Linked DNA regions of Homo sapiens: region 2 is linked to region 1. Evidence: chromatin loops called from intact Hi-C (ENCODE). Cell type or tissue: endothelial cell of umbilical vein. All regions are shown on one strand. Each heading gives the region's core, and the rest is flanking DNA. Links, peaks and the distances in the headings are about the cores only. Region 1 has its middle 51 kb from the start of MIR8067. Region 2 overlaps VPS13C (vacuolar protein sorting 13 homolog C).

Region 1 (12,800 bases), core at 3,522-8,521:
GCCTCCCCCTAGTAAGAGCTCTGTCTTCCTCTTCCTATAGGAAAAGCAAGAAAGCCAGCAAAACCAGGGAACCCTAAAGAGGCAGTTAGAGGTGAGTGGAGGGTGTGAAGTTCCCTCCTGTCCTCTGGAGAATGTTGCTTTCCTTCTCTTTCAGCACTTGCTTGGCTTTTCTCCCAAAGGTTCAAATTCAGAGAACCAACAAACTGATGTCTGAGAAAGGAAAATTAAATACTGAACTGTATCATATGCAACGTGCTGCCAGGCACTTTGAAGGTGGGAATCTGGGCACCCTGTCATCCTTCAACCTGGTGCTTTGATAGGCCTTTGGACCCCATCTCAACCTCTCTCATTTCAGGAGAGTCCATGGATCTGGCCAGCGGCCTGCAGTATTCCCAGCAGTGTGTGGGAGAGTTGTAATGGACTCTTTGCTGTCTCCATGCAGCAGAAGAACATGGACAGTGTGAGTCCTACCGCCTGCCCCATCCCTTGGCAGCCCAGCTTCCCAGGTGGAGGAGTGAGGGACCTTTAGGTCCCTTCTGCAGGATGGAGTGTCCTGCCCAGAAAGCAGCATGGGCCATTTCTCATTGTTTTTGTGTGTGGTTGTTAGAGGCAGCCTGCGGCTGAGTTGGCTGCTGTGGATGAGTTGGGGAGTGCTGTGGGGAGCAAGCAGAGCTTGGACGTGGAGCACTGGATGCAGAGCTTAGAGGCCAAGTGCCTACCCTGCCTTCACTTGGCTGTGGCCTTAGCCAAATCCTAGGTGTGGGATATGGTACTTGCACTGTGAAAGTACAGAAGAGTATCTTTAGTATGTTACCATTTGTGGAGAGAGAAGGACCGTGTGTGTGTGTGTGTGTGTGTGTGTGTGTGTGTGTGTTGTGTGTAAGTACTATGACAATATACATAAAACATGCTTGAAAGTGGTCTCAGAGCCAGACTGGGTCTGGCTGCGTTTTCTTGAGGCTCAAAAATGAGAAGCAAACTAGGAAAGAAGGGGATTTATTGCTGTAACTGGATACAGAGAGAAGGCTGGAGATAACTCCACCAGACCAACTCGAAATGTTACAGTATTCTTAGTGTTTATATAGGTTGGGGTTATGTGTCTACGTACAGTATAGCATTCGCCTAAGTCCACTGATAACTAATTTTGTTTCAACTAGAAGGTCAGAGGCAAAAAATGCTTGCTAAGTCTGATTAAGCTGTGAGGGCCCTGGTACCTTCAAGGTCTGTCTACTGTGGTACCTGAATGATTATTTCTATCTTACCTCCCTTACAGCTTGGTCTGGAGACTGCCTTAGACCCTCCGATGAATCTATTCAAACAGCTGCCTCTGTTACCTTGACTCGTCTCAGATTCCGTCGACCCGAGACAAGGAATATAAGACTGTCTCTATTATTTTGACTTGCTCCAGGTTAGGGAGAAGCCTATGCAAGGGTCCTACTGACCATATGTTTCATTTTTAGCTTTGATACCTGGGCACGGATTTCCCTAGGTTTAACTATTTGCTCAATGTTAAGGCAGCTCTGTGGAAATTTGTTTGTATAACTGGAGTGCGGTGCAGGGCTCTCTGTGTGACTGTCATGAAGGCCTGTCTGTGTGACTATCAGGGAGAATTGGCCTGCCACAAAAGGATTCATACAAAACTCAGGAGAGAGAAACAGGGTGGCTGGGAGATATTTCACTTCTGTACCTTCTGAGTTTGGGACTATGTGAATTTATCATTCTTTCAAAAAGTGAACAAAAAGTTAATTTCCTCCTTCCTTTCTGTGTCCCGACCCCCAGTGAAAAAAAGGGTTAGAGAATCAGATATACCTGGGTGTTCAAATCCCAGCTCTGTCTGAGTGATCTTAGGCAAGCAATTAACCTCTAATACCCCATTTTTTTAATCTACGCAATAGAGGTAAAAATAGTAACTGTCTCATATGGTGGTTGTGAGAATTAAATGGGATTGCTAGCATGGTGCCTGGTGAAGCGCTCAAAGCTTCAAACAGTGGTAGTAATAAGGGTAATAACAATAGCAATATTCTCTGATCTCTCTGGGCCTCTGGTAGCCAGCTATAAATTTGATCTCTTTCCCCGTCGCTTCCACCCTTATTGAGTTCTTTGAGAAACAAATGAGACTATAGGCTTGGAAATGCCATGAAAACATGTCAGCTGTGATTGAGAGTAAGGAATTGTTGACTGGGGAATAGTTATTATAGCTATTGTTACTGGCCAGCCAGCTGCTCCTCTGCCTGTTTTGTCCTGACTTAACCTTTCTGTATTTGCAGTATATCAAGGAGGTAACCAAAGACAGAGATGCCCTCAGGCTGGAGTCATACAAGAATAGGTAGGATGGGGGAGGGTGGGATGGGAGGTGTGGGGCCCTTAGCGTGGGTGATGTGCTGGGAGGTGGGAAGGCTGCAGGTGAGCATGGTGAGGTGATCATACAGGTTTGCATGTGTGCACAGGCTACGCTTTAGGGCCGGCTGTGCCCCTGACTCATGCTTTGGCCTCGGGGAACTCATGTCTTCTCTCTGGACTGCCACCTGTGACTTTTGATTCCTGAGGTCCCTTCCAATGCCATGGTTCTGTGGTTGTGGGGTGAGGTGAGGATAGAGGAGCAGTCCTTTCTGCTCTTCATTGATTCCACAGTAGTCCTTTCTGTTCTTTGTTCATTCTTTTCTCTACTGCCTCTGGCCATAGCCAAAACAACGAGGACCGGAAGCAGAAGAACTCAGAACTAGAAGAGAAGCTTCAAGTCCTAGTGACCGAAGATTTCGACTCAATCTGAAGCAACTGCAAAGGAAGCTGGAGAGGGCTAAGATCCTGCTTCTGGCAAGAGGCTGCAGCCCCAGGGGTGGTGGGAGCCCCATCCAGCTGGGGACATGGTCTAGGGATCATGCAGGTTATGGGGAGGCTCCAGCCAAGAGCCGGAAAATTTGGGTCCTTGTTCTGGTCCTGCCATAGAATCCTCTAGAGACTGCTAAAAATCTACAAACTGGGCCCTGCCATAGACCTGGGGAACCAGAATCTCAGGGTTAGGGCTTAAATTTGTTTTAAATGCATCATGGATGAAAACCATTATTATATAGATTATACTTATATGGCTAGCTCATGAGCCTGTTTATTTCCTTCTGAGGTTCAAGCCAACACTTCAACTATTCCACGGTGATAATAGATAGCAGAGTTTTTGTTTGTTTGTTTTTTTCTTGGGATGGGGCCTCCCTCTATCACTAGGGCTGGAGTGCAGTGGCATGACCTCGGCTCACTGCAACCTCCACCTCCCAGGCTCAAGCGATCCTCCTGCCTCAGCCTCTCAAGTAGCTGGGACTACAGGTGCATGCCACCACTCCTGGGTAATTTTTGTATTTGTACAGATGGGGCTTTGCCATGTTGCCCAGGTTGGTCTTGAACTCCTGACCTCAAGCAATCCACCCACCTCAGCCTCCCAAAGTGTTGTTATTATAGGCATGAGCCACCATCCTTGGCCTGAGATCTTTTTAAAAATTATTTAATATTTTATTTCTAAAGCAAAGCAACTTCACAGTAGAGATCTTTATTGACCAAGTTGTACATTGAGCCCAGCTCTAGACCTTTTAAAGGGCACTGTGTGGAATGGCCCAGGATCCCCAGATCTGAACTTCTCACTCTTTACCATTCAATTTGATTCTAGGAAATCAGCGCGAAACAGTCTTAGATTCCCTGCCTCCAGACCTTATTTTCCTGCCTCATAGAGCTTTATGTTACTGTCCTTTTGAGAGAATCCAGATTCAGACTTTCAGTTCTGTGGCTGTGGGCCAAAACCAACAAAGTCCCAAATCCTCTGTCCTTGGGAGCTTGAGGAGAGTTTACCAGTTCATGGTCCTAGTGGGTCTGATAACTTTGCCTTTAAAATCCACTCCTGGCCCCTGCCTACTGCTTCATGGCCTGGGGAATAGAGTGGAGGGGGCCACCCTTGGTCACCTTCCTTTGACTCTCCCAAGGAAACAGCACAACCAGGAAATTGTGGATCAACTAGAATCACACTAGTAATGTAATTTCTTTGCTCACAGCATGACTGCTGGGTTTGGGGGGCACTCAGATGTAGAGGTGCTAGTCTCGTCTTGCTGACCCCCAGCCTGGGAAGAAGGCTCACCCCCCAGGTTCCACCTCATCCCCACAGGGTCCCTGATAACCTGGTCCCATGGGTGGGCCTGTCCTGGGGCATTGGTGGCATTCTGGGGGCATGTCCCTTGCTGTGCCATCTCTGCCTCCCCCAGTAAGAGCTGTGTCTTCCTCTTCCTATAGGAAAAGCAAGAAAGCCAGCAAAACCAGGGAGAGCCCTAAAGAGGCAGTTAGAGGTGAGTGGAGGGTGTGAAGTTCCCTCCTGTCCTCTGGAGAATGTTGCTTTCCTTCTCTTTCAGCATCTGCTCGGCTTTTCTCCCAAAAGTTCAAATCAGACAATTGGAATCTTGATGTTTGAGAAAGCAGAAATGAAGACAGCACTGTATCACACTGAACGTGCTGCTGCCAGGCAGTTTGAAGGTGGGAATCTGGGCACCCGTCATCCTTCAACCTGCTGCTTTGACAGGATTTTAGGGGTAGTCCTTTGGGCCCCATCTCAACCTCTCTCATTTCAGAAGAGTCCACAGATCTGGCCAGCTGCCTGCAGTATTCCCAGCAGTTTACGGGAGAATTGGAACGAACTCTCTTTGCTCTCTCCACGCAGCAGAAGAACATGGACAGTGTGAGTCCTACAGCCTCCCTCATCCCCTGGCAGCCCAGCTTCCCAGATGGAGGAGTTGAAGCTGGTTATGAAGCCCTTGATGCTAACCAGCAGTTACAGCAGGCCATGGAGGAGCGGGCACAGCTGGAAGTACACCTGGGGCAGGTGAGGCTTTGCAGAGGGAGGGATGTGGAAGGAAGATGACCCCAGGTGGCCAGGAGCGTGTGAGGACCAGTGACAGCCCTTCCTAACTTCTGTGCCCATTCTTGCAGGTAATGGGGTCACTGAAACAACTACAGATGGAGAAAGATCAACACGCTGAGAATCTGAAAGGAGAGAGCGCCTTGTGGTGGCAGAGGATGCGGGAGATGTCAGAGCAGGTGAGACCTGACCCTTCAGCCCCCACCGTAGATAGGTCACTTGATTGTTCCAGGCATCTGTGAAATGGGAGGAGCACAGCCAGAGGTGGTCATGGGTCTGGGCTTTGTGGAGGTAGGGGCAGAGAGGGAGATGGTAGCTTGTCCAGCTGCCAGCCCCTCTCTGCAGGGCCCTTTCCCCCTGTGCTTTGGGCAGGTGCACGCGTTGAGGGAGGAGACGGTGCATAGCATGAGTCGAGTACAGGAGCTGGAGACGATCTTGGCTGAACTAAGGAACCAGATGGGTAAGCTGGGGCTGGGGTGACCTGGGAGCAGGACTGGCATCAGAGGGCTGTGGGGATGGCTTAGAATGCCAGAGAGGTGGATGCATGGAAAGGCTTTGAGGCAGAGGGAAAGAGGTCTGTGCCAGGAGGCGGCAAGTCTTGTAATCGTCATGAGCCTCAATGTCCCCATCAGCAAAGAGGAAAAAGTGTGTGTTGTCAGCCACCCACAGTTGTCTCTATCTGAAAGTGGCTTGGAAGATTGGCTACCATCAGGGTGCAAGGAATCATTAGCAGGGAGGCCAAGTTTGGGGAGCCTGAGGGGTGCAGTGGATCAAGAGGAGGGTTTTTTTTTTTTTGAGAATGCAGAGGGTTTTTTTGAGAATCATTAGCAGGGAGGCCAAGTCTGGGGAGCCCGAGAGGAGCTGTGTACCAAGAGGAGGGTGTTTTTGAGAATCCAGAGGCCGTTATTGTCTGCTTCCTTTCTCAGCTGAATCCCACCCCTGGAGCCCCCAGCAGGGGGCGCAGCCCTCATGTGAAGCGGCACTTCTGAGGGGACCTGTGAGCCAGAGCCCTGCTTTGATGGCTGTGGATGAGAGGCGATGATTTTTCTAATCTGCCTCCATCCTTCCCAGTGCCGTGGGAGGCAGACACCAAGTTCTGGGGTCTGCAGCTGCAGCAGCAGCTACAGGCAGAGGCTGAGCACCTGTGGGAGGAGCTGGAAAGTCTAGCAGGACAGCTCCAGTGGGCCCACATGCAAGACAATGAGGACTTGAAATGCCTGAACTGGGAGCAGGAGAGGCTGCTGGAGCTGGGGCGGGTGGCTGAGCTCTGAGGGGAGCAGGCGGAGGTATGCAGGCAAACCCTGGGGACCGTGCAAAATGACCTCACCACCATCAGCCCCACACTCTCCCAGAACCCTGAGCTCAAGGAGCAGCTACAGAGAGCAGCTTTGTAAAACTGGTGCATCCCACCTGGGGAGACTGCCCTCCTCCCCAGCCCTCTAGGCCTTTGTTTCCCCATCTGTTAAGTGGGGCAGTGTAGCCCTCATGTGAAGTGGCACTTCTGAAGGGACCTGTGAGCCAGAGCCCTGGTTTGATGGCTATGGGGGAGAGGGGATCATTTTTCTAATCTGCCTCCATCCTTCCCGGCGCCATGGGAGGCAGACACCAAGTTCTGCGGTCTCCAGCTGCAGTGGGTGGCGTGATTGCTTCTCTCTGTCCAGAACAGTGAGAATATGGAGATCAACAATGCACTTTAGTCTGAGCAGCATGTCAAGGAGGAGCTGCAGGAGAAGCTGGGCGAGCTGTAGGAGATGGTAGCCCCTGCTGATTATGCCACTGCAAGGGAGAAGGGAAGAGAGAAGAGAGAGGCAGCTACATTGTACATTGCCCAGACTACTACTTCCTCATCACTGTCCTCTGCCCAGGAGGGGCCCAGTTAGGGTCACTCTGTGGCACAGACTGGCCGTCTGGAAGAACAGTGCCTTTCTCTTCCCTGACTTTGGTACACCTTCCTCCAGCCTGCTGTGGCTGCCACAGGTCAGAACCTGCTGCTGTCTTTTGCTGAACTCCAGGGGGAGCGAGGTCCTCATGTATTCATGAAGGAGGCCGTGCAGCCCCTGCTTTGAGCTTTGGCCATTCAAAATGCTGCCTAGCAGCCCAAGGCCTGGGCAAACCATATCCACACCCCCGAGTGGCTCCAAGCATGCATGACTGTCACTGTCATTGCGTGAGTATCTGTCATACCTGTTCCACACTCTTGTGTCCATGCCACTGAGGCACCTTCTCTCCTGCATGGCCCCCTAATGCCCTGCTTTGTTCTGTGACAGACGCCAAAGACAATGCTGCATCTGTCTAGCCACCTGCCAATGACACCGTGTTACCTGGTGGTGTCCCTTGCCCTGGTGCCAGTCTTGCTAGCATAGCGGCACCTCAGGTTCATGCTTCCTCCTCCTCTGCCCACTGCCCTCCTGTACCTACTATGGATTCTCTTCTCTTTTCACAAGTAGTTTGTTCCCTAGGGCCAGGTGCCCTTCCTGGGGACTGGGCTGGGGGAAGGCTGAGACTGGGCTTTTCCTTGAGGTTTGGGGAGATAGAATATTGTTGGAATGAGCTTGGGAACTTGGCTCACCTGTCCTCGGTGATTCTTACAGAAATTGAATGACCATCTCATATGTTTCTTCCCACACAGAATCATCATGCTAGCCCCAATCTCATGGATGAAAGCAAGTGAGTGTCTCTTATCAGGGCAGCAGTCTCTAGGCTGAGGGAGTCAGGGAGGCCACTGTCTAACACCTTCTTTCCCATTGAGCCACCTGCACCCCTGACGCCTGTGTCTCTGCCCTTAGGACCTTCTCATTAACCGAGAGCCTGCAACAACTCTCCCAACAGCTCAATGGCGTTGTTTCTGAGGAACTTCAGAAATTGAGGGGAGTGCGGGGGAAAGGAAAGTATGATAGAAAGAAACTGAGGCAGGAATCACCAGAGAGAGGAAAGATCCTGGGACTGGCCGATTTGCTGGGCCATGTTGAGGAAGTTGCCTCTTCCCTGAGGCTTCTTCCTTGAGGCTGTTCACATGAAGGAGTTGTACCCCGTGGCTGGTTACATCATTTTATCCTACTGTAGAAACACCAGATGAGAGCTGCTTGGGAGGAAGGGATGGTGGGGAGATAAAAACCATGAGAGAAGTTGGCACAAAGAGGTTATGGGATGAAGGGTCCAAGTTAGGCAGAAAAGAAAATGTTGTCAGTTGCTGGGGAAGAAAGGAAGTCAGAGGGCTTAGACATGGAGGGGACAGAAGATTTCCATGCGCACTCTCATCTCTTGTAGTCAGCAACAGGTATCTGTGCGGAGGGCTCTGGATCATCCGCTACCCTGAAGGATCTGGAAGTAAGAGGCCCTGGGCCATGACCCAGTGACCCTGCAGGCCAGCCCTCCAACCTCCTCCCACAGTGGGGGCTGGGTGCCCCTCTGCCATCTGAGACCTCTCACACCCTCCCCCCAACCCTAATGATTGCTCTCTCTACCTCTCCCCTCGATCCTCCTCCAACTCCTCCTCTCTTCACGTGCCTCAGAGCAGATACCAAGAGGTAACAGTCGCCCTGGACTCGAGTTATATAACAATCAGTCGACGGAATAAAACCATCGAGTCATTGGTAAGAGTTCAATGGGGTCCACCAATTCCACGCTGCAAGTCCTGGGCTCCAGTTTCCCCTTGGGGCCCTGAAGAAAGGGCTGAGGGTCCCTGATGCCAAGGGCAAATGGGGAGCAGGGGGGCCGAGGCCTCAGCTAGAGGGACCCCAGAGCACGGAGCATGCATCATGGCTCTTCTGTTGCTGCCCTCTTTGCCTACTGTCTCTTCTTCAGATACCCATGCTCCAGCCCTTGCCACACATGTCCTGGGGTTGTGGCTTCTCAGGGAAGCACTGGCCTGATTGGTTGTCAGGAGCCCCGTATTTCCACTCTGACTCAGGCCCTAATTTGCTCTTTGATTCTGGGCAAGCCACCTCTCCTCCTTGGGCTTGTGTTTCCCGAGGAGGTAGAGTTAGAAAGTATCAAAAGTCTCTGTTAGCTCTGAGAGTCCACGATTTAAAGGTCCAGTAGAATGTAAGCCTCAGGGCCAAGGGATCCTGTCTGTCCTTTTCTGTCCTACATCTCTGCTATGAAGAACCATACCTGGCCTGTATGTGCTCAGTCAATGTTTGTTGAGTGAATGCACCTTTCTAAATCACAAGCTGGTAGAAGGGTGAGCTTTTCTCAGACTCCATCTCTAAAGGTTTATGTTACTGTCCTTTCGGGAGAATCCAGATTCGGACTTTCAGTTCTGTGGCCGTGGGCCAAAACCAACAAAGACCCAAATCCTCTGTCCTTGGGAGCTTGAGGAGAGTTTACCAGTTCATGGTCCTAGTGGGTCTGAGAACTTTGCCTTTAAAATCCATTTCTGGCCCCTGTCTACCGCTTCCTGGTCTGGGGAATAGAGTGGAGGGGGCCATCCTTGGTCACCTTCCTTTGACTCTCCCCGCAGAAACAGCACAACCAAAAACTTGTCAAGCAACTAGAAGAAATGATTTGTTTGCTCACGGCATGACTGCTGGGTTTGGGGGGCACTCAGATGTAGAGGCCCCAGTCTCGTCTTGCCCACCCCCAGCCTGGGGAAAAAGGCTCACTCCCCAGATTCCACCTCATCCCCACAGGGTCCCTGATAACCTGGTCCCATGGGTGGGCCTGTCCTGGGGCATTGGTGGCATTCTAGGGGCATGTCCCTTGCTGTGCCATCTCTGCCTCCCCCTAGTAAGAGCTCTGTCTTCCTCTTCCTATAGGAAAAGCAAGAAAGCCAGCAAAACCGGGGAGCCCTAAAGAGGCAATTACAGGTGAGTGGAGGGTGTGAAGTTCCCTCCTGTCCTCTGGAGAATGTTGCTTTCCTCCTCTTTCAGCATTTGCTTGGCTTTTCTCCTAAAGGTTCAATTCAGATAATTAGAGTCTTGATGTTTGAGAAAGCAGAATTGAAGACAACACTGTATCACAATGAACGTGCTGCCAGGCAGTTTGAATGTGGGAATCTGGGCACCCGTCATCCTTCAACCTGGTGCTTTGACAGGCCTTTAGGGGGAGTCCTTTGGGCCCCATCTCAACCTCTCTCATTCTAGAAGAGGCCGAGGATCTGGCCAGCCATCTGCTGTATTCCTGGCAGCATGTGGGAGAGTTGGAGCAGGAGCAGAGGAAGGCAGATAGGGTGAGTCCAACCGCCTGCCCCATACCCTGGCAGCCCGGCTTTCCAGATGGAGGAGTGAGGGACCTTTAGGTCCCTTCTGCGGGATGGAGTGTCCTGCCCAGAAAGCAGCATGGGCCATTTCTCGCTGCTTTTGTGCGTGCTTGTTAGAGTCAGCCTGGGGCTGTGTCGGCTGCTGTGGGTGAGTTGGGGGGTGCTGTGGGGAGCGAGCACTGGATGCAGAGCTCGGAGGCCAAGTGCCTACCCTGCCCTTACCTGGCTGTGGCCTTGGTCAAGTCCTAGGTGGGAGATATGGTACTTGCACTGTGAAGGTACAGAAGAGTATCTTTAGTATGTTAACATTTGTGCAGAGAGAGGGAACACGTGTGTGTGTGTACTATGATAATATACATAAAACATGTCTGCAAGGATTTGTAAAAAACTCAGGAGAAAGGACCAGGGTGGCTGGGAGATATTTCCCTTCTGTATTTTCTGAGTTTTGGACTATGAGAATGTACCCTTCAAAAACTGAACACAAGATTATCCCCCTTTCCATCTGTGCCCCCACCCCCAGCTGTTAAAAGTGGAGGGTGTCCAGCTTCTTGACGTCTTGAACAAAGAACTGGACAAAATGCACAAACAAAGCGAGGAAGGAATGAAAGGACTTACTGAAACTGAAAGCACACTCCACAGTGTGGGAGCGCACCCGAGCATAAGGGCTCAAAGGCACCATTACAGAATTTTTGGGAGTTTACCCCCTAGAGGATTCCATTGGTTACTTGGGGTATGCCCTATGTAAATGGAGAGGATGAAGTAAAGTTACAAAGTCATTTAGCCATAGGCCCCATAGAGAGGATATTTCCTGTTATAGCTGAAGTGTGAACAGGCCTTATGTTCCCTGCCTCCAGATCCTATTTTCCTGCCTCACAGCGAAAAAATGGGCTTAGAGAATCAGATATACCTGGGTGTTCAAATCCCAGCTCTGTCTGAATGATCTTAGACAAGCACTTAACCTCTAATACCCCATGTTTTTCAACGACACAATAGAGGTGATAATAGTAACTGTCTCCTATGGTGGTTGTGAGGATTAAATGGGATTGTTAGCATGGTGCCTGGTGAAGCACTCAATAAAGGTTCCAACAATGGCAGTCATAACGGTAATAACAATAGTAATATTCTCTTTTTTCTCTGGGCCTCTGGTAGCCAGCTGTAAATTCGATCTCTTTCCCTGTCCCTTCCACCCTTACTGAGTTATTTGAGAAACAAATGAGACTGTGGGCTTGGAAATGCCTTGCAAACATGTCAGGCGTGATTGAGAGTGAGGAAGTGTTACTGTGGAATAGTCACTGTAGCTGTCGTTCCTAGTCTGCCAGCTGCTTCTCTGCCTGCTGTATCCTGACTTCACCTTTCTGTATTTTCAGTACAACAACCAGTTAACCAGAGACAGCGATGCCCTCAGGCTGGAGTTATACAATAACAGGTAGGACGGGGGAGGGTGGGATGGGAGGTGTGGGGCCCTTAGTGTGGGTGATGTGCTGGGAGGTGGAAGGGCTGCATGTGAGCATGGTGACGTGGTCACACAGGTTTGAATGCGTGCACAGGCTACGCTTTAGGGCCAGCTGTGCCTCTGACTCATGGGATAGCCTTGGGGAACTCATGTCTTCTCTCTGGCCCGCCACCTGTGACTTTTGATTCCTGAGGTCCCTTCCAGTGCCATGGTTCTGTGGTTGTGGGGTGAGGGTAGAGGGCTGATCACCAAAGCAGCCCTTTCTGTTCTTTGTTCATTCCTTTCTCTACTGCCTCTGGCCGTAGCAACAGCAATAAGGAGCTGAAGCAGGAGAACTCAGCTTTGGCAGAGCAGCTTCAAGTTGTACTGATTGACAAGGCAGGGATGCAGTGTGACTTGGAGGAGCTGAAAAAGAAACTGGAACTCACTGAGCTCACGCTTCAACAGGTGAGAGGCTGCAGCCCTAGGGGTGGTGGGGTATGGGAAGGCTCCAGCCAAGAGCTGGAAAATTTGAGTCCTTGTTCTGGTCCTGCCATAGAATCCTCTAGAGACTGCTAAAAATCTACAGATTGGGGCCCTGCCATAGATCTGGGGAATCAGAATCTCAGGGTTAGGGCTTAAATTTTTTTTTTTAAATGCAGCGTAGATGAAAATCATTATTTTATAGATTACACTTATACGGCTAGCTCATGAGCCTGTTTATTTCCTTCTGAGGTTCAAGCCAACACTTCGACTATTCCACGGTAATAATAGAGAGTAGATTTCTTATTTGTTTGTTTGTTTTGGGACAGGGTCTCGCTCTGTCACCTGGGCTGGAGTGCAGTGGCGTGATCTCGGCTCATTGCAACCTTCGGCCTTCCATGCTCAAGCAATCCTCCTGCCTCAGCCTCTCAAGTAGCTGGGACTATAGGCGCATGCCACCACGCCTGGGTAATTTTTGTATTTGTAGAGACAAGGCTTCGCCATGTTGCCCAGGCTGGTCTCTAACTCCTGAGCTCAAGCAATCCACCCACCTCAGCCTCCCAAAGTGTTGGGATTACAGGCATGGGCTACCATCCCCGGCCTGAGATCTCTTTAAAATTACCTAATTTTTTATTTCTAAAGGAAAGCACCTTCACAGTAGAGATCTTTATTGACCAAGTTGTACATTGAACCTAGCTCTAGCCCTTTTAAGGGGCACTGTGTGGAACAGCCCAGGCTCCTCAGATTGAAACTTCTCTTTCTTCATCATTCAGTTATCTAGCTGGTGTGAAGCCCCTGAT
Region 2 (11,451 bases), core at 1-5,000, 380 kb after region 1:
AATAATCCCTTTTAAAAGACATGTTTCCCATGTTTTTAAATGAAAAATAACAGTAGACTGCTGGTTTTTTAATATGTCTTTGTAGTGTTGAATAAATGCAAATAATTTTACATTTAAATTAAATAATTTTATTCCTTTTCTTGTTAGATGGGAAAAGTTAATTTCTGCATTTTTTGTATGAGACAGAATTTTAAGCACCTATTAGTTTAAAGCAATTGCATGCTATATATTGTGATAATGCTGTTTATATAAACAATGTAACTTCTCTGAGCCTTAAAAAATTATTTTATTTTTAATTGACACATGATTGTATATATTTATGGGGTATAGAGTGATATTTTGATAAATGTATACAATATGTAGTGATCAAATCTGGTAATTAGCATATTTATCACCTCGAACATTTATCATTTCTTTGTGTTGGGAACATTCAAGACCCTCTCTTCTAGCTATTTGAAGACATACAATAAGTTGTTGTTAACTATAGTCACCCTACAGTGCTATAGCATGCTAGAACTTATTCTCCTATCTGGTTGTGATGTTGTATCCATTAACCAATCTCTCCCTATCCTCTCCTCCCCCTACCCATCTCAGCCTTTAATAACCACAGTTCTACTCTCTAATTCTATGAGTTCAACTTCTTTAGCTGTCAGATGTGAATGAGAACATGCAGTATTTGTTTTTCTGTGCCAGACTTATTTCACTTAACATAATGTCCTCCAGGCTCATCCAAGTTGCTGTGAATGACCGGTTTTCATTTTTTTTAATGCCTGAGTAGTATTCTGTTTGTGTGTGTGTGTGTGTGTATCACATTTTCTTTATCCATTCATCCGTTGATAGACACTTAGATTGATTGCATATGTTAGCTATTGTCACTAGTGCTGCAGTAAACATGGGAGTGCAGACATCTCTTGATATACTCATTTCTTTTCTTTTGGGTATATACCCAGTAGTTGGATTGCTGGATCATACGGTAGTTCTAGTTTCAGTTTTTTGAGGAGCCTCCATACTGTTTTCCATAATAGCTGTATTAAGTTATATTTCCACTCTCAGTGTGTAAGCATTCCCTTTTCTCCACTTCTTTGACAGCGTTTGTGATTTTTTTTGTCTTTTTTATAATAACTATTCTAACTGGGGTGAGATAATATCTCACTGTGGTTTTGATTTGCACTTTCCTGATGATTATTGATCTTGAACATTTTTTCATATACTTGTTGGCCATTTGTATGTCTCCTTTTCAGAAATATTTATTCAGATCGTTTGCCTATTTTAAAATCAGATTATTTGTTTTCTTGCTGTTGAGTTCCTTGTATAGTTCCTTGTATATTCTAGAAATTAATCCCTTGTCTTTGATAGGTGGTGCAGCAGGAGTTGTATCTCGAATCACCGGTTCTGTTGGGAAAGGTTTGGCAGCAATTACAATGGACAAGGAATATCAGCAAAAAAGAAGAGAAGAGTTGAGTCGACAGCCCAGAGATTTTGGAGACAGCCTGGCCAGAGGAGGAAAGGGCTTTCTGCGAGTAAGTTCTTTGCTGAATCTTTAAGAAATCTGCAACTTAAAAAAAAGTGTATTCTAGCTGGTTGTGTGAAACTTAGAATGCTGCTTATGAGTCTAGGCCTGTAGGAATAGAAAGAATGATAAATGATGGACTTCCCAGTTTCCTTTTTGCTCCCCTTCCCCATTGTCACCACCAGATCTATCCCCTGAATTGTCAGATTTCATAAAACTGTAATGATGACAGGGTAGTACTGGTGTAGAAGGCGAGGAAGTGAGAAGCAGAGATACATGGTACCTATGGAAACTAGAGGGAGAAGGAGCTCTGCAGGTCATCAGCAATTGACTGTTTCTGTGGAAGGGATGTGTGAAAATTAATTGTTGATAATCCAGGAACTGCCTTTCATTACTTTTTAATACTTTTAAAATTATATAGGTAATATATGAATACTGCTTAATTATATAGGTGATGTATGAATATTCTTATAATTATAAGAACTTAAAAGTTATTGTTAATAAGTAAATAAAACATTATAAGTAAGGCTAGAATACCCTAATCATCTCATCTGTTTCCAATTTAAGTGTGTATCCATCAGTTCTCTTTCTGTGTGTTCATAGAATATACAGGTATTTTACTACCATTACTTCATAATGATTAAAAATGTATTAGTATATTCATGTTTTAATTTTGGAAATAATTTCAGGAAACTGCTGTGTTTTTTGATAGTAATTTGTAATGTTGGGTGTTACAGTTACTAAGGCACTTTATTTGCCAGGTTATTACCTGTCCCTGGGAGGGCCCTTTATTTTCAGTTTTCTACACTTCCACTAAGTTACAATGTAATCCCCTTAAAATTTATAATTAGATAGTAAATATTATTTGGCTCAACTCACTCATTTTGCTGATGTGGAAACTGAGACTTAAAGAGATTTCAGCTACCCATGGTTACGTAGCTGATTGGTGTCATAGCCAGATTTAAAATCCTTTTACCTGCTTTACTCCTGTTTCTTTTATAAAATTTATAAAATGCTTTCATTTAAGATTTGCTGTGATATGATATTTGAAAAATCATAGTGCTAACTTATATGTGTATGTTGTTCACATTATCAAGTTAAGTCTTCAATTTTTGTTGTTGTTGTTGTTATTTCCAGTATGTCTGTAGAGACCTCTAGTGGTTGGTTTAAAATTAAACACCTTCCATTCAGTCTAAACTATATGATTGATTTCTCTTTCAGGGAGTTGTTGGTGGAGTGACTGGAATAATAACAAAACCTGTGGAAGGTATGTTGAAAATATTTCCTTCCTTTACAAAGTCTGAAGACTTGATGCTATTAGTAAACATAGTAGATGTTATTGCTGCTATATACTTGATTGAGAAAATTACTGACTGAATTTTATATTCGTAGCCTTAAGTTGCTCAATGAATGTATTTTCCTTAGAAAGCAGAGAGGTTAAGTAGTAGATCATGCTTCAGACTTTGAATGCTATTTTTAGCAGGGCCAGAGATAAACTAGATTTGTTTGGGTCCTCAGTAGCAATTTACTCAGTTTTGCTGTTGTTGTTTTTATCCCATTAAAAAAGCACATTGCTTATTCAGTGCAACCCTTATCAAAATCCCAGTTGGTTTCTTTGCAGAAATTGACAAGCCAAGTCCAAAATTTATATGGCCATTCCAGGGATCCCAGATAGCCAAAAAAAAAGTCTTGAAAAAGAACAAAGTTGGAGGACTTCTACTTCCCAAATTGAAAACTTACTGTAAAGCTACAGTAACTAAGACAGTGTAGTACTAACATAAGGATAGACATATAGAACAGTGGGATACTATTCAGAAATAGAGTTCAGAAGGAGTCAGAAATAGACTCTTACTTATGGTTAACTGATCTTCGACAAGGATGTCAAGATAATTCAATAGGAAAGAACCGTCCTCAAGAAATTTGCTGGGACAACTTCATATCTATGAGCAAAAGAACAAAATTGGACCCCTACCTGTACCATATATAAAAATGAGTTCACAATGGATTAAATACCTAAATGTAAGAGCAAAACCATTAAACTCAGAGGAAAATATAGGAGTCAATCTTCATGACTTTGGATTAGGCAAAACTTTGCTAGAAAAGATACATAAATTGGACTTCATCAAATACATAAATTGAACTTCATCAAAATTTAAAATTTTTGTGCTTCAAAGGACAACCATGAAGACAGGGAAAAGACAGCCCACAGAATGGAAGAAAATTTTTGCAAATCATATATGTGATAAAAGACATATCTAGAAAATATAGAGAACTATTAAAAATCAACAATAAAAAGACAACACAATTTTAAATGAGCAAAAGATATGAATAGACATTTCTCCAAAGAAGATATACATATGGCCAATAAACACATAAAAGGATGGTAAACATCATTAGTCGACAGGGAAATGCGAGTCAAAACTATGAGATACCGTTTCACACCTACTGGGATGGCTAGAATCAAGTGTTAAGAGGATGTGGAGAAATTGGAACCCTCATACACTACTAGTGGGACTGTAAAATAATGCAGTCATTTTGGAAGAAAATAGTCTGTCAGTGCTTCAAAAAGTTAAACACAGAGTCACCATGTGTCCCAGCAATTCTACTCCTAGGTTTATACCCAGAAGATTTGAAAACAGGTGTTCAAACAAAAACTGTGCACAAATGTTCATAGCACCATTATTCAAAATAACCAAAAGATGGAAACAACCCAAATGTCCATCACCTGATACATGAATAAACAAAAGGTGATATTTTCATACATTAGAGTAGTACTCAGTCATAAAAAGGAATCATGTACTGGTACTTGTTACAAAATGGATGAACCTTGAAAACATGATGCTAAGTAGAAAAAAAAGTCACAGTACACCACATATTACATAATTCCATTTGTCTGAAATGTCCAGAATAGGCAAATCCATAGGGATAGAAAGTATCTGTAGGTGGTTACCTAGTCTGGAGGTGGGGAGGGGCAGGGAGGAATGGAGGTACACTGAGTAAGATTTGGTGGGGAGAGGCTGGGGGAAATAGGGAATGATTGCTAATGGAAAGGGGGTTTCTTTTTAAAATGATAAACATTTTCTGAAATGGATTGTGGTGATAGTTGTAGAAGTCTGAACATACTAAAAGCTAATTTATCCTAAAATTTAATTTGTACATTTTAAATGGTAAATTTTATGGTATATGAATTGCATTTCAATAAAGTTGTTATATATTTTTTTAAAAGCACACTCCTTGAAAAATCTAACGGTCAGCATTAAAAAAGAGAATGTTTACTGGTCCCTTCTTACACCTGCAAGTTGCAGGTACTGATGAGACTCCTAGATCAGTAGTTCTCAAACTTGAGCATGTGTCAGGATCACCTGGAGTGCTTAGAAAAACATAAATGCTGGCCCCGCCCCCAGAGTTTCTGATTCAGTAGGTCTGGGGTGGGGCCCAGGAATGCGCATTTCTAACACACTTTGAGAAACCACTATTTTATCACATTAGGATTACATTTAACTTCTTTAGAAAGCCAAATTTTTGTAACTTCCTGGGTAAAACAGTTCAGTATCTGGCCCAGGTTTTGGTTGAGCTCAAACTTGCTCATTTAAAAATATCTTTATCCATTCATGGTCATTGGTTTTCTGAAGGTGCCAAAAAGGAAGGAGCTGCTGGATTCTTTAAAGGAATTGGAAAAGGGCTTGTGGGTGCTGTGGCCCGTCCAACTGGTGGAATCGTAGATATGGCCAGTAGTACCTTCCAAGGCATTCAGAGGTAATTGAGTACATACTATGTGCAAGGTATGTGTCTGTGTGCTAATTATTACAAGGAATACATAAATAGATTAGATTATTTGCCTGCTCCTAAGGATCTTAAAGTCTAATTGAAAGCTGTGGTAGCTTTAAAACATAGAGTGCCTCCAGAAAGGAATAAGAAAAGACATATTTTGCGAACATGGTGAAACCCCATCTCTACTAAAAATACAAAAATTAGTTGGGCGTGGTGGCGGGCACCTGTAATCCTAGCTACTCGGGAGGCTGAGGCATGAGAACCGCGTGAACCTAGGAGGCGGAGGTTGCAGTGAGCTGAGATCGTGCCACTGCACTCCAGCCTGGGCAACAGAGGGAGACTTTGTCTCAAAAAAAAAAAAAAAAAAAGAAAAAAGAAAAGAAAAGAGACATATTTTATGGCTAAATTTCTCTTTTATTCAACAAATGTTTATTACCTACCATGTGCCAAGCCCTGTGCTAGACACCAAGGATACAAAGAGTAGATGAGCTAGGCCCTGCTTTTATTATTTTGATATTTCTTTTTATTTTAGAAAAGGTTGGGGGATTTGGAGTCAGACAGACTTGGTTTTAATACTTTTGCATTATTTGGGGAAAGCTATTTAAAATTACTGATTGTTTTTTGTGAAATATTTATGTATTTAATCAACACACACATTATTTTGAAAGACTCTCACGTATTTTCTTACACTTACTCTGATGCCTTATTCAGGGCAGCAGAATCAACTGAGGAAGTATCTAGCCTCCGTCCCCCTCGCCTGATCCATGAAGATGGCATCATTCGTCCTTATGACAGACAGGAATCTGAGGGCTCTGACTTACTTGAGGTAAATTTTGTTCTTCATGGTCACGAGTGAAATGGAATTTTAATGATTTCTAGGCCCAGGATTTCCTAGGTGGTTCTTAAAGTTCCTGATTCTTGAACTGCTTTAAGTATTATACATAGTTTCTAGAGTAGAATTTGATTGTTTTTCATTTTAGCATGTGTTAAATGGAAATTACAGATGATTTTTTTTCTACATGGGAGCAAAGCTTTTTTTTGTGTGCAGAAAAGATAATGTTAAGTCATAGGCTATATCACTATTTCTGTGATAGCTCATTTAGTTAACATTGTTAATTTTGTTTTCCTGCTTTGTAGCTGATTATTGGAACTTCATTGCTTCCATTTCTCCCAACCAAATTAATTTATTTGCACTACTTTGTAAATCTAGATTTATTCCAGTAACTAGAACTAGATGAGAGAATAAAAGATTATGTATAATTATGATCTTGTTAAACCTTAAAAAAAATTTAAGAGCTTTTTGGCTTTTATTTTAGTTTTAACTTGATTATATTTTGATAATATATACATATATAAATTGCTATTCTCCCATGACAGGCTTTCCCCCAAAAGAAATGTATTAATATTTTTCTACCTTGACTTTAAAATAAAATGCCTCTTAATTGTTCTTCCTTTGGTTTTTATTGTATATGATTACGTTTTATCTATCTTTCTGCATGCTTCTAACTTTATTTTCTTTGTTTTTCTGCCTGCACAGCAAGAACTGGAAATACAGGAATAAATGTTTCCTAAACTACTACTTGATTTCATCCTTAAAAATCAAAACAAACTGTGGTGTTAATTGACTGTGTGTGAATTCCATTGTCAATTTTAATGAAATTTTCTTTAAAACTCTCACCTCCATCTGAACTTTTCATAGTAGTGGGATTGACTACAAATAAAAACTTGTGGTATTCCTGGTAATACTGTCCAGAAATAAGAGATTAGTATAAAATATTAAAGGATGCAGAGAATCAGCTCTCTTCTGCGTTTAATAGATGAAAGCCTTTATTGAGCTCAGAAGCAGATACTGTTACTATCATTTCGAAAATTTTATCTTATGGTGTTCATGTGCATTTCAGGTAAAATTGAAAAACAGGACAATTATTATGTCCAATTAATATGTTTATGTTTGTGAGTCTTGATGATGGAATTACATAGCTTTCTGTTTCACAAATGGCTCTAAATTTGCTTAAGTTACGGGACTATTACCTGGAGCATCTGCTTTAATAATTGAATTGTCAGTTGCTCTGAGCCTGCCCTTAGACCTCAAGTAATAAATAGTTGGCACATGAATTTTGAGGATATGTTTCCTCTTCCCTCTTTTTCCTATTTAACCCCTTGGTACTGTTGCTAAATAAATGATAGCCATTTTATAATTATGTTATATACATTTTCAGCCTTTAGCATTTCTGCTTTTCAAAAATTGAATCTCCTTGTTGGTTATGCTTATTTCATAATTATTAGTTTTAATTAATGTAGATAGAAGTTGAACATGTAATTAGGCAAATTGCTGTGTGGCACTTGAATACATAGATTTCTTTATTTTCAAAAACCAACCTTTTGCTTTTAAATCCTTAGAGAGGGTTTATTATCTTAGAGAAAAAATAATTATAATCATTATTTTTGAAATTAGTATCCTCTTAATTCTCAACATAAGTTATGTTTCAATTTCTTTTTTTTGTAATAAATGATGGAAATGTTTAACAATGTCTTATCTAGCAACTTTCATGCTTCTCCTCAGAAATGAAGCCAAAGTATAAACTTAGATTTAATGTGTTGTATATTTGAAGAGAATGAAACTATTAACATATAATTGTTCAGTTGGATTATGTATTTTAAGGATTGCAGTTATCAAAATAATAAATTGAATGTTTTATGTTTAACCACTTTAAAGAAGAAAGACTGACATCCAAAAACCAGCGTGTGCTAGATATACAAAGGAAATTACTTCTGTCCTTAAGGGACCAAGTATAACAAAACATGTAACTGTTAAAAGTAGCTGACAAACCTTTCTTGTGCCTAGATAATTTAGCATTGGCAAAAATGTCACCACATGCAGTTTTCTAGGAGAGTCAAGCACAAATAACTAATTCAAGATGCTGACTTAAATCATCTCCAATAGTTACCCTTCCTGAGATTCTAAAGTAACAATTTTTAATTTTACTGGTTATATTGCTGTTTTACTGAGACTTACTTTTAAGAACCCCTGTAACTTAAGATTTTTTCTTAATTGTTTTGTTTAGCTCTGTTATTAATTTTTTCCTTGTGATATCTTTTTATAACTCTCTGTCAAAAAGCACAAAACTTCAAGAAACTTTTAATTATTTTGTCTGAACATATAATCTTGTCTGATTTCTTAGTTTTTATTAAGATATCAGACAACTTTTAAAACTTTAGTGCATTATTATAATTACTGGAAGAAAAAGAATGATTATACACTAATGAGAGGACTTGGTAGTTTTTGTCGTGGATGTCAAGTGTGGGCATGGATAATTGAAATATTTAGGCTATTTCATTCTTTGCCCATCTTGCTGTGATCAGTTAGTTGGGTAAAAATATTTATTGATTATTTAGACTGTACTGGATATACAAAAGAAGCCTTCTGTCCTTAAGGGACCGAGTAAAACAAAACATGGAAATATTAAAGAGTATTAGAGTATAAAAGTATATCTTTTTAGCCCTTTGTAATATGGCCAAATTCTAAATAATTTATTTGGGGATCTTTTGATCCTCATGTTCCTTTTTCTCCTAAGTACTACTTTGTATTCTTTAATATGCAGCTTTGAGAGTTACTGAATCATATATTATATTTCCATGAGATGTACTATTCTACTTATCCTCTAATCTTCATATATATATACACACACACATATATATACACATACATATATACACACGTACATATATGTACACATACAGATATACATACACACAAACACATATATACACACATACATATACACACATATATATACACATACAAATATACACATATATACACATACATATATATACACACATACAAATATACCCATATGTACACATACATATATACACATACATATATACACACACATATACACACATATATACGCAAACATACACATATTTACACATACATATATACATACATTATATGTATGTATATATAGTCATTTAATACTCATTTTGGTTCACATACTTATGATCATGCAACGTTTAAAACAGCATTTCTTGCTTTTTAGTTTTAGTTATATTTTTCCATGTTCTTAGAAATGCCTCATTAACATTTTTAATTCTTGTATTGCCATCTATTGAGGTGACATTACATTGTGTTTTTATCTCGTCTTAATTCATGACATTAAATTATTCTACTAACAGTAATAATGCTGTAATAAACATCATTATAGATTTTGCTTTTTTATATCTTGTTTGCTTTTTCATATTTCCTTAGAATTTACTTGAAAAAATTGAATTACTGGGTAAAGGGCTTTTGCAAAGTATTGTTAAATTCCTCGAGTTGCATTTTTGGAAAGGGGACGTGAATATTTTATCAACTAATTTGGTCTCCCTGCTGCCATTAGTGACTGAATATCTTAATCTGAATCTCAGAGTGTAGTGGGTTTTTAGTAGTGCTGAAGACAAGTTTTCTAAAGTGTATTATGGTGATAAATTATATTTTAAAAACTGTCAATGGCTTGAAGCACAATAGCCTAATAACTAACGAAAATACATACAAGATAGAAAGTGGGTAGTATTTCTTGTACTTGCATTTCAGATCTAAATATTTTAACATATTTAAATTTCAAGCTGCAGATAAATGCATTACATTATTAAATTCATTTCCCATTTTCTCTTTGAAGAAATTAAGGCAAAAGTGTTAAAAGATTTTAACTAATTCGCACAAGTGAATTGTGAAACAAGTAGCTATTGCTGTGAAATCTGCACTCCTCTCTGAGACTCATTCTGAAGATGAGATCCCAGTTCTTTGTGGATTCCTCTTCCTTATTCATGGCTTTTTGCAATTGTCAAGGAATGACTAGGTACCAAGCAACTTTAAAAAATGTATATTTAAGCATTGAAATAATATCAAATGTGATTTCTCTGCTTGTGGTTATATTGATTATATTATCCTTTTAATAATATTGGCATTATATTCTTGGTCGTAAAATGTCAAGGTCTTATTTATTCAGTATATTTATGTTCTGTATTTTCATATATATTATCTATTTTCAGCCATGCATTATATATAATGTCAGTAATAGTATTTCATTAGCATTCATTATAAAAAAACTCGTTTTTAATATTTGACTAATTCAAGTCACAGTACTTTTGAGATAGCTGAAAAGGAAAATAAATGTGTTTTAATGTGCTACTACTTATACTTGAATTATTTTATGCTCATATTTGTTTTTAGAAATAAATTGTGCCAGCTATTTTGAAATCTTAGAAATTGTTCATATTAATATTGTCATATTTTCTTTTCTATAAGAAATATAATTTGATATATAAATATACTTCCCCACGCATGTTTAACGTATAAGATCAAATGTTCAAAGCATTAAACATTAATTATCTTGGAATTTTATTATGTGTATAATATCTACTAATACCTCTATGTAAACCAGTGGTTCTTAATCTTTGAGATCACAGACCCCCCTCTGTGATTAAAAAAAAACTGACAAAAAATATTAACTGCCCTGAAAAAAGTTTTAGAACTACGTTTTCAAAATTTTCTATTTTATGTTAGGTGGTTCAGAGACCCACCGCAAAGTGCTACCAGTGACCCCTATTTCAAATCCCCTGTAATGTTAATGTAGTTATTTTATATTAGCATATGTTTCTTAATTAAAGTGTGTGATAATTGCTGGTAGATATTTTAATATTTCTAAGTTACTACAGAACAAAATGTATTTTACCAGAAGACCACTTGGTAAGCATTTATTACATGTTTTTCTTTTAAGGCAACAGTGGAAGTTAACTTACAAACATGCTGTGAATATTTTTCTAGCTTCATGTACCAATATGTAGAATTGTGCTTTTATTTCTAATTAATTTTTTCCTAACACTATTATTATAATTAGCTAATATGCAGTATTGTAAATACTACTTAAATGCATAACTTCCCAAATCTAGAGCCTGGTTTCCTTTTCAGAATCATATCAAAAAGTTGGAAGGAGAGACTTACCGATACCACTGTGCTATTCCTGGAAGCAAGAAGACAATCCTTATGGTTACAAATAGGTACTGACTTGAAGTGACATTTTTCCAAATAGTACTTAGTTGCATAGGTCACAAGAATTTTGAAGGCTAAAATGGCAGAAGAGTTGGAAAATTGTACTTAAAATTCTCCAAAGTGAATGGCAAAA

Evidence for each region. Peaks named below come from ENCODE experiments on the same cell type or tissue, not always from the same donor. Only the 100,000 strongest peaks of a DNase experiment are listed, where the experiment ranks them.
Region 2: a loop joins it to region 1, with 13 times the contacts of the local background. A loop is called at or near these places in 16 of 110 quality-filtered maps.

What each region holds. Positions count from the first base shown.
Region 1 is chr15:62,247,582-62,260,381 of GRCh38, reverse strand. It overlaps the pseudogene GOLGA2P11. Among named protein-coding and RNA genes, the nearest start is that of MIR8067, 51 kb to the left of the region's middle. RefSeq lists a silencer at 5,738-6,032 and an enhancer at 5,754-6,646. In endothelial cell of umbilical vein, for the core only: a CTCF peak has its summit at 5,832 (motif pointing right); a DNase peak (open chromatin) is centred at 5,871; H3K27me3 peaks cover 237 bases.
Region 2 is chr15:61,863,315-61,874,765 of GRCh38, reverse strand. It overlaps VPS13C (vacuolar protein sorting 13 homolog C), which reads left to right. Exons shown (of 85, transcript NM_020821.3): 78 at 1,357-1,520; 79 at 2,732-2,777; 80 at 5,143-5,266; 81 at 5,993-6,107; 82 at 11,238-11,326. The region is part of intron 2 of LOC124903501 (a long non-coding RNA gene); the gene reads right to left. Among named protein-coding and RNA genes, the nearest start is that of LINC02349, 140 kb to the right of the region's middle. In endothelial cell of umbilical vein, for the core only: no CTCF peak of the experiment used is centred there; a DNase peak (open chromatin) is centred at 2,675.